2 separate regions of the Homo sapiens genome follow, and region 2 is linked to region 1. Evidence: read pairs that join two places in POLR2A ChIA-PET (ENCODE). Cell type or tissue: PC-9. All regions are shown on one strand. Each heading gives the region's core, and the rest is flanking DNA. Links, peaks and the distances in the headings are about the cores only.

What was found. ChIA-PET counts read pairs that join two places held together with the same protein. Peaks named below come from ENCODE experiments on the same cell type or tissue, not always from the same donor. Only the 100,000 strongest peaks of a DNase experiment are listed, where the experiment ranks them.
Region 2: POLR2A ChIA-PET joins it to region 1 with 5 read pairs; 5 of 35 experiments call an interaction of 5 or more read pairs at or near these places.

What each region holds. Positions count from the first base shown.
Region 1 is chr12:12,793,762-12,801,504 of GRCh38, forward strand. No RefSeq gene overlaps it. Among named protein-coding and RNA genes, the nearest start is that of APOLD1, 12 kb to the left of the region's middle. In PC-9, for the core only: no CTCF peak of the experiment used is centred there; no DNase peak of the experiment used is centred there; H3K27ac peaks cover 4,013 bases.
Region 2 is chr12:12,851,553-12,859,295 of GRCh38, forward strand. It overlaps the pseudogene RPS6P1. Among named protein-coding and RNA genes, the nearest start is that of GPRC5A, 36 kb to the right of the region's middle. In PC-9, for the core only: no CTCF peak of the experiment used is centred there; no DNase peak of the experiment used is centred there.

The DNA of each region.
Region 1 (7,743 bases), core at 1,359-6,358:
CAGGTGATCTGCCCATCTCAGCCTCCCAAAGTTCTGGGATTACAGGTGTGAGCCACTGCGCCTAGCCAATCCTAGCACCTTGGGAGGCCGAGGCAGGTGGGTTGCTTGAGTCCAGGAGTTAGAGACCAGCCTGAGCAACATGGTGAGACCTCATCTGTACAAATAATTTTTAAATGAGCTGAGTGTGGTGTTGCACACCTATAGTCCCAGCTTCTCAGGAGGTTGAGGTGGGAGGATCACTTAAGCCCAGGAGGTCGAGGTTGCAGTGAACCGTGATTGGGCCACTGCACTCCAGCCAGCCTGGGGAACAGAGCAAGAACCTGTCTCAAAAAAAATAAAAACATCTCCTGGCAGTAACAGTCTCATCTAGGATGAGTAATCTTATGCCAGTAGGCTAGTCAATAAGAAAAAAATAAAATATAGCTTTGCAAGTCACTAGTATTTATAATAAACAGTGTGGGTGTGATTTGAAAGTTATAAAACTTTTGCTCTGATCATAAAAACCTATGTATGGGTTTTTATGGTGGCTGGGCACAGTGGCTCACACCTGTAATCCCAGCACTTTGGGAGGCTGAGGTGGGAGGATCAACTGAGGTCAGGAGTTCAAGACTAGCCTGGCCAACATGGTGAAACCCCGTCTCTACTAAAAATACAAAAATTAGCTGGGCATGGTGGCAGGCACCTGTAATCTCAGCTACTCGGGAGACTGAGGCAGGAGAATCGCTTGAACTCAGAAGACAGAGGTTGCAGTGAGCTGAGATCACGCCACTGCACTCCAGCCTAGGCGACAGAGCAAAACTCTGTCTCAAACAAAACAAAACAAAGCCTATTTACAGAATAATATTTTGTGATGCTCCCCCAAATCTCCCAAACATGGCAAAATTCTGGTGAACAAAACACCTGAAGAGGAAGGACATGATTTATAAGAACTTTTTGCTAACTGTAGATGCGCTGGAACTGAAGTTATCAGTAGAGATGACACAGACATGAATGAAGGAATTACTGGTCGAACAGGCCTATCTAGATCTGATTTTAAAACCTCAAAAAATGAAACTTCTTGGGGTCATTCCATTGAAACTACTACTGACCCTGCTTGTCAAATTTCTTCCTGTTGGGGTGTGTACTCAATTGCAGTCTAGTAGCTTATGGACTAAAAGTGTTGGAGGTATGTGGGTGAGTAGATAGGTATGAATAGGAATAAGATGTTGGGTATCATAAACTATTCAAAATCATAATGCTTTGTGGTTGATTTGAATTTAACATTGTCCCCTGAGGTTTTGCATAGCAAACACAGTTATTTAATTTTAATTCTTTCTAACTTCTCTGTAGCATTTGACTTTGCTGAATACCCAATTCTTTTTCTTTTCTTTTTTTTTTTTTTTTTGAGACGGAGTCTCGCTCTGTCACCAGACTGGAGTGCAGTGGTGCGATCTCGGCTCACTGCAACCCCCACTTCCCGGGTTCAAGTGATTCTCCTGCCTCAGCCTCCCAAGTAGCCGGGACTACAGGCTCGTGCCACCACGCCCGGCTAATTTTGTATTTTTGGTAGAGACGGGGTTTCACCGTGTTGTTCAGGATGGTCTCGATCTCTTGACCTTGTGATCCACCTGCCCCGGCCTCCCAAAGTGCTGGGATTACAGGCGTGAGCCACTGCGCCTAGCCAAATACCCAATTCTTAAAGCACCCTTTTTCTTGAATTCTGTGACACCAGCCTTTCTTATTTAGTTTCCTTGACAGCTTTTTTTTCTCCTCCAGTCTTAAGGTTCAAGTTTCCCTGAGCCTCAGACCCAGGCTGCCATTCCCCTGACCTTGTCACACAGCCCTTCACTGAGCATGTTCGTTTCCAGGGTCTCACCCGTCCTGGACTGGATGTTGGTATGGATGAAACCAGCTCCACGGCCGGGCGCGGTGGCTCACGCCTGTAATCCCAGCACTTTGGGAGGCCGAGGCGGGTGGATCACGAGGTCAGGAGATCGAGACCATCCTGGCTAACGGTGAAACCCTGTCTCTACTAAAAATACAAAAAATTAGCCGGGCGTGGTGGCGGGTGTCTGTAGTCCCAGCTACTCAGGAGTCTGAGGCAGGAGAATGGTGTGAACCTGGGAGACGGAGCTGGCAGTGAGCCGAGATCGCACCACTGCACTTTAGCCTGGGTGACAGAGCAAGACTCTGTCTCAAAAAAAAAAAAAAAAAAGAAACCAGCTCTAAAGGATTCTTTGGGGTCAAGTTGAATTTGGTGGGTATTATGTCAAATGAAAACAAATGAAATCATTGTCTGAATGAAAAAGGTTGCAGGAAGAGTGCACCAAAACAAAAGCCCTATCTGCGTTCCTACTATGCCATTCCTCTCATTGAAGTTCTATACCTGACTCCAGCCAGATGCAGTCTTGCTCTAATCTGAATGTCTAAGAGCAATCTGTGTGTCTCTTATGCAGACGTATCACTTGATACATTTTATTAAATATATATGTGCCTACCCCAAGGCTCTTAAGGACAGAAACCACATCACAGATATTGTTAAATCTCCCAGTGTCTCTTCAGCTCCCGCCACAGGAGATGCCCAGTAGCATTTATTGACTGAACAAGCACAGTTTATCCTCATGGATATGCTGGCATTCCTTCTCAGAACATCTGAAGCTAAATTTATCTGTAAAACTGGCCCAGTTTCACAACTCTTCTACTTCTACCAAAGGCAACATCAGTCTACCAGTGGCCTACCCGGAAATATCATCATCTCCAAATCTTCCCCTTTCTTACTTCTCTGATATACTTTTCTTTTCTTTTCTTTTCTTTTTTTTTTTTTTGAGACAGGGTCTCCCTCTCTCACGTGGGCTGGAGTTCAGTGGTGCGACCATGGCTCACTATAGTCTCAACCTCCCACTGTGATCCTCCCACCTCAGCCTCCAGAGTAACTGGGACCATAAGTGCTCACCACCATGCCCGGCTAATTTTTGTATTTTTAGTAGAGACGGGGTTTTGCCATGTTGCCCAGGCTGGTCTCGATCTCCTGAACTCAAGCAATTCGACTGCCTTGGCCTCCCAAAGTGCTGGGATTATAGGCATGAACTAACACTCCTGGCCACTCTAATATATTTTTGCCAAAGTATTTCCTTCCCATTAAATGTCTCTGCCATCCATTTTGATCCAACCCACTGCTATCACAACCATCTAGGCTTTACCTCCTAATACCTGCAATGACCTTCAAGCTGTTTCTTCCTGATTCCAACTTCTTTCTGCTCAGATTCACACCATACTTCAATCCTTGATTCATTTACATAACTCCCAGATTTCTTTATATTCCAATCAAATGGAACATGACCTTATCTAAACCTTGACTCTGAATTTGAGTACACAGCCCAGAGAACTGCTGAGTTCCTGTGGTTTTGGCTGTGACGGATAATACCATGAAGGGCTAACAGGAACTCAATTCTGTGGTTATTTATTCATTCATTTATTTTTATTTATATTTATTATATTTATATTACTTATTTTTATAGTATTATTATATTTATTTATTTATTATTTTTATTATTTATTTTTGAGATGGAGTCTCGTTCTCCCAGGCTGGAGTTCAGTGGCATGATCTCAGCTCACTGTAACCTTTGCCTCCCGAGTTCAAGCAATTTTCCTACCTCAGCCTCCTGAGTAACTGGGATTATAGGCACTTGCCACGATGCCCAGCTAATTTTTGTAATTTTAGTAGAGACAGAGTTTCACCATGTTGGCCAGGCTGGTCTTGAGCACCTGACCTCAGGTGATCCACCTGCCTTGGCCTCCCAAAGTGCTGGGATTACAGTCGTGAGCTACTGCACCTGGTCTAATTCTGTGGTTTTTAATGAGAAAACGATGTTGTAGTCTAGTGACTTTCAAAACAGGCTGAGTCAGGAAGAAAAGGTCCCAGGGTGGTGGTGCAGGGAAGCCTCGAGAGGGGAGGAATGGGGAAAGCAGAGAGAGACAAACAGGAGTCGGCAGGTCACGTCATCACTAGGTGAATTTCCTCCATGAAATTGAAGGCCTAGTGCTTCTGACTGACTTGGAGAGAGGACTTGGACCACCACACACCACCAAGGCAAACTGGCTGTACGACCTTTAATGATGGGAAACAAGAGCAGAGAAAAGGCAGTTGCATATTGAACCTGATATCTTCCCTCCAAACGCTCTTCAACATGTGCAGTTGTCATAGAAACCCAAGCCCGGCCCTAGGCTGGCCCCAACTCCCTTGTTAATGCTGTAGGGTTTGTAACTGAATCAAAAATGTATGGTGGTGACAATGAACTTCCTGACCTTAGAAGAGCTTTCCTCACCAGACTGACCTCCTTTATGATGTTATCTTAAGAGGGGAAGACTTCAGAGTTATCTGGGGCACCATGTTCCATCTCCCCAGCATGGCCAGTTCTAAAAGCTTTCTAATCAAGTTGGTAATCCACACTGACCTCTCAGAAGAGGACAGGCTGGAAACGGTGGCTCACACTTGTAATCCCAACACTTTGGGAAGCCAGAGGGGAGGATCACTTGAGCCTAGGAGTTTGAGACCAGCCTGGGAAACATAGCAAGACAAAAATAGACTCTACAAGACCTACAGAAAAATAGAAAAAAAGCCAGGTGTGGTGGTGTGCACCTGTGGTTCCAGATACTTGGGAGGCTGAGGTGAGAGGATTGCTTCAGCCCAGGATGTCTTGGCTGCAGTGAGCTGTGATTGTGCCACTGCACTCCAGCCTGGGCAACAGAGGAAGACCCTGTCTCAAAAATAAATAAATAAAAAGAAGAGGATTGGACTAGAAGACACCATTTCCTGTGGTGTGAAGGAGCTATTAAGGGAGACATTTTTTGTTTGGTGATTTACAGTTAGACCTTGTCCTCACATTCAAGTTGGACCTTGTCCTCACATCCCTGCTTCATACGTAGAAAGTTGTTGGGTCTCTTCTCTTTCCCAAGAATGAGCAATCTTGGCCTAAGGTAATAACCTGTCTCTAGAAGCTCAAGTTAGTGTCCTACTTCTTTTATACACAAACATGTGATCTTTCCACATCACAACTGTGGCCTCATCTTTCCTTTTCTTCATCCCTTCCCAATACACACCCACAGACACACAGATATTCATTTATTCAACAAAAGATTTATTGAGCACTCACTCAATACCTATATGCTAGGTATTTTTCTAGGCACCTAGCATAGAGTAGTCAAATATCTCTGCCATGAGGGAGTTCGTATCTATTGATGGTAGAGAATGCAGACAAAAAAAAAAAATGAAGAAGCAAATATCAGCCAAGCATGATGGCTCATACCTGTAATCCCAGCACTTTGGGAGGCAGAGGTGGAAGGATTTCTTGAGGCCAGGAGTTCGAGACCAGCCTGGGCAACATAGTGAGACCACATCTCTTAAAAAAAAAAAAAAAAAAAAGAGAAGCAGCAGAAGAAAAAGTAGATATCTAGTTTGTGAGATGGTATATATATTTTTCCTATAACTTCTGTAAAAAATTACCAAAATTTTAGTGGCTTAAAACAACACAAATAATTTATTATCTCACAGTCAGAAGTCTGATGCAATTGTAGCTCAATGGGCTAAAATCCAGCAGTCGGCAGGGCTATCCTTTTTCCTAGAGGCGATAAGGGAGAGCGTGTTTTCTTGCCTTTTCCACCTTCTAGAGGCTCCTGCATTCCCTGGCTTGTGGCCCCTTCCTCCATCTTCAAAGCCTGCAATGATGGGTTGAGTCTTCTCACATTGCATCGCTCTGACATCTTCTTTTGCCTTTTCTTCCACTTTTCAAGACCCTTTTGACTACATTGGGCCCATTCAGACAATACAAAATAATCTCCTTATTTTAAGGTCAGATGATTAGCAACCTTAACTCTATCTGCAACCTAATTCCCCATTGCCATGTAAGATAACATGTTCACGCATTCCAGGGATTAGGATATGTGCATCCTTGGGGGCCATTGTTATTGTTTCCCACATGTTGATAAGTGCCATGGAGAAAAACAAAGCAGGGACAAGGGAGAGGGAGTGCTGGGGGGGAGAGGGGCTGGAAGTCCTTAATGACAAGGGATGTTTGAGTGAAGAGCTGAAGTTGGTGTTGGAGAGAGCCACGAGGGTATCTGAGTGTTCCAGGCAGAGGAAACGGAGAGTGCAAAGGCTCTGAGGCAGAAGCATGACCGCTATGTTATTTTGGTGTTTTTTTTTTTTTTTTTTTTTAGATAGAGTCTCACTCTCTGTCGCCCAGGCTGGAGTGCAGTGGCACCATCTTGGCTCACTGTAACCTCCAGCTCCTGGGTTCAAGCAATTCTCCTGCCTCAGCCTTCTGAGTAGCTATGATTATAGGTCCACGCCACCAGGCCTGGCTAATTTTTTGTATTTTTAGTAGAAACGGGGTTTCACCATGTTAACCAGGCTGGTCTCAAACTCCTGACCTCAGGTGATCCACCCACCTCCCAAAGTGCTGGGATTATAGGCATGAGCCACTGTGCCCAGCCATTTTTTGTATTTTTAGTAGAGATGGAGTTTTGCCATGTTGGCCAGGCTGGTCTTGAAGTCCTGGCCCCAACTCTTGGCCTCAACTCCTGGCCTCAAGTGATCCACTTGCCTCAGCCTCCCAAAATGCTAGGATTATAGGCGTGAGCCACCACGCCCAGCTGACTTATGTTTTCAAAGGACCCCTTTCTGCTATGTTGAGAATTGACTGTTGAGAGGTAAGAATCAAGGCAAGAAGACTAGTTAGGAGGCTACTGCCATGACCCAGGTCAGAAATGTTGGTAGCTGAGAGTGGAGAAAAGTAGTCAGATTCCAGATGTATGATGAAAGTAGACCTGCAGGACTTGTTGACAGATTGGGTGTGGGAGGTGTAAGAGAGGAGTCCTGGCTTGAGTAATTTAGAAGGATGACATGGCTATTTCCTGATGTGGGGAAGACTGTGGGAGAAACACGCTGGGGAGGAGTGGAGTCAGGAGTTGAGTTTTAGAGGTATTAAGTTTGAGATTCCTGACATATACCTGTAGGCAGCTGAATATATGAGTCTGGAACCCAAGGAAGGACTTAGAAGGGAGATATCAATTGGAGAATCCTGAGCAAGTAGGTGGTATTAAAAATCATGAGACTGGATGTGGCCACTAAGAGATGAGTGAAAGTAGGGAATATAGAGAATAGGTCCGAGGATTCAGCCCTGGGTACTCTGACATTTAGGGTGGGGAGTGGGTGGGAATGAGGAAGTACTAGCTAGGAAGACTGAGAAGGAGTGGCCAGCAAGACAGGAGAAAAACCAGGAGTCTCCAGTGTATTGAAACCCACGTCGGCTGGGCGCGGTGGCTCATGCCTGTAATTCTAGCACTTTGGGAGGCCGAGGCGGGTGGATCACTAGGTCAAGAGATTGAGACCTTGGGAGGCCAAGGCAGGCGGATCACAAGGTCAGGAGTTCAAGAGCAGACCGGCCAAGATAGCGAAACCCCATCTCTATTAAAAATACAAAAATTAGCCGGGAGTGGTGGCGTGTGCCTGTAATCCCAGCTACTCGGGAGGCCAAGACAGAGAATTGCTTGAACCCAGGAGACGGAGGTTGCAATGTGTCAAGATTGCGCCACTGCACTCTAGCCTAGGTGACAGAGTGAGACTCCATCTCAAAAAAAAAAAAAAAAAAAAAGAGAGAGAGAGAGAGAGATCGAGACCAGCCTGGATGGTGAAACCCCATCTCTACTAAAAATGCAAAAGTTATCTGGGCATGATGGTACATGCCTGTAGTCCCAGCTACTCGA
Region 2 (7,743 bases), core at 1,101-6,100, 58 kb after region 1:
AAGGGCAGCATATTGCTCTGAAGAAGCCGTGTACTAAGAAAAATAAGGAAGAGGCTGCAGAATATGCTAAACTTTTAGGCAAGGGAATGAAGGAGGCTAAAGAGAAGCGCCAGGAACAAATTGCGAAGAGACACAGACTTTCCTCTCTGTGAGCTTCTACATCTAAGTCTGAGTCCAGTCAGAAATAAGGTCTCGTGAGACGTTATCACAAGAACAGCATGGGAAAGATTCACTCCCGTGATTCAGTTACCTCCCGCCGGGTCCCTCCCACAACATGTAGGAATTATGGGAGCTACAATTCAAGATGAGATTTGGGTGGGGACACAGCCAAACCATATTAGGGGATGGGGAAGCTTTTCTATTGTCTTCTGGCCTCTACTGTTTCTGATGAGAAATTACCCATCATTCATAATTTTTCTTTGGCTGCTTTTAATAATTTATTTTTATCTTTGATTTTCAACACTTTGACTGTGATGTACCTGAGGTTGGTTTTCTTTGTATTTATTCTGCTTGGAGTTCACTGAGCTGATGCAATCTGTGACTTGATTTCTTTTATTAGTTTTAGAAAATTCTTGTCTATTATCTCTCCAAAGATTTCTTCTGTCTCACTCTTTCTTTTCCTTATGGGACTTCAATTACAAATATGTTAAACCATTTGCTATCATCCTAAGGATCATAGATGCTCTGTTTTATCCCCCCAACATTTTTCTATTTGTGTTTTAGTTGGATTACAGTCACGTGCTGTATAATGACAGTTTAGCCAACAACAGACCACATATATGATGTTGGCCCCATAAGATTATAATAAAGCTGAAAAATTCCTATCACCTAGTGATGTTGTAGCCATCATAAAGTTGTAGTGCAACACATTTCTCCTGTGTTTGTAGTGATGCTGGTGTAAACAAACCTGTGCTGCCGGTTGTATAAAAGTATAGCACACACAATAATGTATAGTATATAATACTTGATAATGACAAAAAAAGACTATGTTACTGGTTTATGTATTTAGTATACATTTATCATTATTTTAGAATGTACTTCACATATATATAACATTACATTATATATATATGTATAAAGTTGACTGTAAAACAACCTCAAGCAGAAACATAAATAACAAATTTTAAAAATAGAAAAAAGCGGCTGGGCATGGTGGCTCATGCCTGTAATCCCAGCACTTTAGGAGGATAAGGCAGGTGGATCACCTGAGGTCAGGAGTTTGAGACCAGCCTGGCCAACATGGCGAAACCCCATCTCTACTAAAAACACAAAAAATTAGCCAGGCATGGTGGTGCACACCTGTAGACCCAGCTACTCAGGAGGCTGAGGCAGAATCGCTTGACTCTGGGAGGCAAAGGTTGCAATGAGCTGAGATCGTGCCATTGCACTCCAGCCTGAGTGACAGAGTGAGACTCAGTCTCAAAAAAAAAAATAAATAAATAAAAGGAAAAAGCCTAAAGAATAAGGATATACAGAAGGAAATATTTTGTACAGCTGTACAATGTGTGCTTGAAGTTAAGTGTTATTAAAAGAGTCAAAAAGCTAAAAGATGAAAAAGTTTATAAAGTTAATTTAGTTACAGTAAGCTAAGGTTAATTTATTATTGAAGAAAGAAAAATTTTAAAAATAAACAAATTTAGTGGCCAGGCGCAGTGGGTCATGCCTGTAATCCCAGCACTTTGGGAGGCCGAGGTGGGTGGACCACCTGGAGTTGGGAGTTCAAGACCAGCCTGACCAACATGGTGAAGCCCCATCTCTACTAAAACTACAAAATTAGCTGGACATGGTGGCATATGCCTGTAATCCCAGCTACTTGGGAGTCTGAGGTAGGAGAATCGCTTCAACCCAGGAGATGGAGGTTGCGGTGAGCCGAGATTGTGCCACTGTACTCCAGCCTGGGCAACGAGCAAAACTCCATCTCAAAAATAAACAAATAAATAAATAAATAAAATAAATTTAGAGTAGCCGAAGTGTCCACTGTTTATAAAGTCCACAGTAGTGTGCAGTAATGTCCTAGGCCTCCACATTCACTCACCACTTACTCGCCCAGAGCAACTTCCAATCCTGTAAGCTCCATTTATGGTAAGTGCCCTATATAGGTGTACCATATTTTATCTTTTATGGTGTATTTTTATTGTAACTTTCCTATGTTTAGATTTGTTTAGATATATAAATATTTACCATTGGGTTACAATTGCCTGCTGTATTCAGTACAGTAACATGCTGTGCAGGTTTGTAGCCTAGGAGCAATAGGCTATTCCAAGCAACCTAGGTGTGTAGTAGGCTGTGTGGTATGTGTGAATATACTCTATGATGTTCACACAATGACAAAATTGCCTAATGATGCATTTCTCAGAATGTATTCGCATTGTTAAGCAATGCATGACATATTCTTATTGATCTGATTTTAAGTTTACTGTTCATTTCCACTGCTGTGTCCAGTCTACTGTACATCAAATTACTTCTTCATTTCTGATCTTTTTTTTTTTTTTTGAGACAGAGTCTTGCTCTGTAGCCCAGGCTGGAGTGCAGTGGTGCGATCTCGGCTCACTGCAAGCTCCGCCTCCTGGGTTCAGGCCATTCTCCTGCCTCAGCCTCCCGAGTAGCTGCGACTACAGGCGCCTGCCACCACGCCCAGCTAATTTTTTGTATTTTTAGTAGAGACGGGGTTTCACCGTGTTAGCCAGGATGGTCTCAATCTCCTGACCTTGTGATCCGCCCGCCTCAGCCTCCCAAAGTGCTGGGATTACAGGCGTGAGCCACCGTGCCCGGCCTCTGATATTTTTTTTTTCTTTTTTTGAGATGGAATTTCGCTCTTGTCACCCAGGCTGGAGTGCAGTGGCATGATCTTAGCTCACTGCAGCCTCCGCCTCCTGGATTCAAGTTATTGTCCCACCTCAGCCTCCCAAGTAGCTGGGATTACGGGCACCTGCCACCATGCCCGGCTAATTTTTTGTATTTTTAGTAGAGATGGGGTTTCACTCTGTTGGGCAGGCTGGTCTCGAACTCCTGACCTCAGGTGATCTGCCTGCCTCAGCCTCCCAAAGTGTTGGGATTACAGGCGTGAGCCACCATGCCCGGCCTGATATGTTTTTTATTTCTAGTATTTTCAATCTTTTTTTTTTTTTTTGAGATGGAGTCTCGCTCTGTCGCCCAGGCTGAAGTACAGTGGCGCAATCTCAGCTCACTGCAAGCTCAGCCTCCCGGGTTCACGCCGTTCTCCTGCCTCAGCCTCCTGAGTAGCTGGGACTACAGGCGCCCGCCACCACGCCTGGCTAGTTTTTTGTATTTTTAGTAGAGACAGAGTTTCACCATGTTAGACAGGATGGTCTTGATCTCCTGACCTCGTGATCGGCCCGCCTCGGCCTCCCAAAGTGCTAGGATTACAGGCGTGAGCACCGCGCCCGACCTAGTATTTTCATCCTTTAAGTGTCTACTGTTTGTTAAAATTTCTCATTTGTTCATAGAAGATGTTTACCTTTTCACCAGGTCCTTTGTCATATTTGTTAATGTTATTTTAAAGCCCATTTATAATTGCAAAATCTGGACCTACTTGGGGCCAGCTTTTATTGATGATTTCCTCTCTTGATAATAGATTATATTTTCTTGTTTCTTTAGATGCTTTGTAGTTTTAAATTTATGCTGGACATTGCATAAAATGGAAAATAGAGGTTAAAGTAATATTTGCTCCCAACAAAGGACCATCCTACAGGAAGCTGAGTAAGTATAATCTGAAGTTAAAGTGAGCCTGGGGTATTTTGTGTTTTTGGTTTTTTTTTTTTTTTTTGCAGTTTTAGTTAGATTCCGATCACCATGGGCTTCAGATGTTTTGACAGCGGGATCAAGATGTTCTCCTCAGCAAAGCTTAGGATATGACACCTGCAAGAGCACAGAGATCTCCTTATGCTTTTTATCTAGCCACCAGTTTTACAAACCATGGCGATCCCTGTCGTTGGTATTGGAGTGTTACTGCTCCTAGGCCCTCTTTGTGGACAGAGCTACGGAATGTATGTATGTGTTTGTGTCCATATGAATATACATTCATACATGTGTACATATATTTACATTTACCTATTTTTATATCTATCTCTCTATACTGGAAAACATAGCTTTAATAGTTCTAATTCCAATTAAACAGCCCAGGGTTTATTCCAGTTTTCTTCCTCTCCCCTTTCCTAACTCTCTTCTCCAAGAATGATGGTTTTTATTATTATCCTTTGTATTTTTTTATTTGATCAATCCCTGTCTACATAACCAATAGTTGTTACTACCCCCACTTCTGCATAGATGGTCTTGCCACTCTACCTGGGCTCTGACACACCATCCTGGGCTGCCTCCCTGCTGGGATGCCTTGCTCGCCCCATTTCCTCTCTGACTTCTCACCCCGGGCTGCTTAGGTGTGGCCCTGCTCTCCCTGCTCGGGCTCCAGTACCTGACTCCAGGCTACCCTTCTATGGGAACATCTTTATCACTCTGCTTAGACTCCAACGTCTTGTGCCAGGCTGTCCCATAGCATGGGTATCCTCCTCTCCTGCATGGGCCCCAACATCCCATGCCAGTCCACCCTCACACATATGCCCCCATCACCCTGCATTCACTCAAACACTTCACACCATGCTGCCCTTATGTGGGACACCTTCCTCATATTCTGGGGCTCCAGCAGCCTGTGCTGGTCCAATCCCCCCTGTGCATGCCCTCCTTGCCATGCTTGGGCTCCAACTCCTGTGGCTGGCCCATCCCTCCCTTCTTCCTTCTCCCATCCCTCTGTGGATGCTTTCCCAATCTTTCAGGCTTAGACTTGCCATTCTGGGCCGCCATGATTCAGGGACATCCTTCTAATTCTGCATGGGCTTCAATACTCAATATTAGGGCTCTTCTCCTGTGGGGATACCCTCTTCACCCAGTCTGAATTTCGAAACCAATCCCATGCCTGGTTGTATATATGAGACAATATTATAGTGTTAGAGATGAAAGGCAATAATTATATCATTAGATTAGATCCAGTTGAGATGGGTTGAGAGCAGTTATTCACAAAATAATTAATTAACTCCTCTGGAGTGCCTACTATGTGCCAGGACCTGTGCTGACCATTGAGGTGACCATTACCTCTTGGCTGCTACATGCTAATTTGTTAGGATTAGTTGCAAGTCTGGCTTAACCATCCTATCCCTCCTCTAGCCATGACACTAAGATTTAAGGGAAGTCACCCAGTTCCATATTTCTAGTATAATTATCATCCCTGGCCGGGCGCAGTGGCTCACGCCTGTAATCCCAGCACTTTGGGAGGCCAAGGCAGGCAGGTCACAAGGTTGGGAGTTTGAGACTAGCCTGGCCAGCATGGTGAAACCCCATCTCTACTAAAAATACAAAAATTAGCCGGGTGTGGTGGTGCATGCCTGTAATCCCAGCTACTCGGGAGGCTGAGGCAGGAGAATTGCTTGAACCCAGGAGGCAGAGGTTGCAGTGAGCCAAGATTGTGCCACTGCACTCCAGCCTGGGTGACAGAGCGAGACTTTGTCTCAAAAAATAATAATTATTATTATTATCACCCCCAACCTCAAGCCATAATTCTGCCTGCCTCACCACCTTGAACCTCCCCAGAGAACTATTAGCTGTTTAACAATTTTCTCATAGAGACTGTTAGGATTAATCCCATCCTGCCTTATATCCTTTTTTACTTCAGTTACTACCTGAAGTCCAAGCAACCTAGAGAACAGTGTATAATATGCTATCATGGTGCTAAAACGAGTATATTTGGCCAGGCACAGTAGCTCATGCCTATAATCCTAGCTCTTTGGGAGGCCAAGATGGGTGGATCGCTTGATTCTAGGAGTTTGGGACCAGCCTGGGCAACATGGCAAAACCATAGCTCTACAAAAAATACAAAATTTCTCCGGGTACATGGCTCACACCTGTGATCCCAGCACATTGGGAAGGTGAGGCGGGTGGATCACCTGAGGTCCGGGGTTCGAGATCAGCTTGGCCAACATGGTGAAACCCCGTCTCTACTAAAGATACAAAAAATTAGCCGGGCATAGTGGCGGATGCCTGTAATCCCAGCTACTCGGGAGGCTGAGGTAGGGGAAACGCTTGAACCTAGGAAGCGGAGGTTATGGTGAGCCTAGATCATGCCATTGCACTCCAGCCTGGGCAACAAGAGGGAAACTCCGTCTCAAAAACAAACAAACAGAGAAAGAAACAAACAAACAAAAATTAGCCAGGCATGGTGGCATGAGCCTGTGGTTGCAGCTACTCCAGAGGCTGAAGGGGAGGATCACTGGAGCCTGGGAAGTCAAGGCTGCAGTGAGCCATGATCGCACCACTGCATTCCACCCTGTCTCAAAAAAGAAAAAAAAAGGAGTATATTCAAAATATTTGTTTGAATATTCATGAAATATCTCTCAAGAATTACACAAGAACTATGTAACAGGTAACATTGATACCTCCAGGAAGGGAAACCAGGTGTTCAGTGGGCTAAGGAAGGGAAATTGTTGACTTTATATATCCTTATGTAACTTTGAGTTTTGAACAGTGTGAATACATTTACCTATCAAATATATATATATACATATATATAAAATATAAAAGTACTTCATTGACTGAATATGCTCAGTTAACTAGGCACCATGCTAGCGGACTTGGAGTATATAAACAGGTGGTTAATCACAGTCTCTACCCTTAAGAGGATGACCACCTGATGAGAGTGAAAGTTAAGTATGAAAATTACTACAAAGTAATTGATGCAATGATAATTGCTATATCAGAGATGAAAAACCTGGAAGCCACTATCTCACAAGTGGCTTTTTTTTTTTTTTTCGGAGTCTTGCTCTGCTGCCCAGGCTAGAGTGCAGTGGCACGATCTTGGCTCACTACAACGTCTGCCTCCCAGATTCAAGCGATTCTCCTGCCTCAGCCTCCCGAGTAACTGGGACTACAGGTGCCTGCCACCACACCTGGCTAATTTTTGTATTTTTAGTAGAGACGGGGGTTTCACCATATTGGCCAGGCTGGTCTCGTACTCCTGACCTTGTGATCTGCCCACCTCTGCCTCCCAAAGTGCTGGGATTACAGGCATGAGCCACCATGCCCGGCCTACAAATGGCTTATTATTTAGGTATAATGTATGTATTATATAATTATATAATATGACTCATTTCCTAATGGTTTGGGGCATTTCAATTTTTACTGATTTTTTTTTCAGGACATAAGGCTGACATTGGTTTTTTTGCAGGCTCCTCCTCCCCATCCCTTTGCCTCCCATCCTACCCTTTGCCATTTCTTTCTTTCTTTTTTTTTTTTTTGTTTTTTTTTGAGATGGAGTCTCACTCTGTTGCCCAGGCTGGAGTGCAGTGGCATGATCTTGGCTCACTGCAACCTCTGCTTCCCGGGTTCAAGCAATTGTCCTTGCCTCAGCCTCCTGAGTAGCTGGGATTACAGGTGTGCACCACCACACCCAACTACTTTTTTTATACTTTTGGTAGAGATAGGGTTTCACCATGTTGGCCAGGCTGGTCTCAAACTCCTGACCTCAAGTGATCCGCCTGCCTCAGCCTCCCAAAGTGCTGGGATTATAGGCATGAGTCATTGCGCCCGGACCCCTTTGCCATTTCGGATCTGGGAATTATTCAGTTGCTGTGTTTTTGTTTTTGTTTTAATTCAAACAAACAAAAAAAAGGTTAACAGCTTACTGATGTATTATTTACGTAGCATAGAATTTACCCATTTTAATTGTACAGTTTGAAG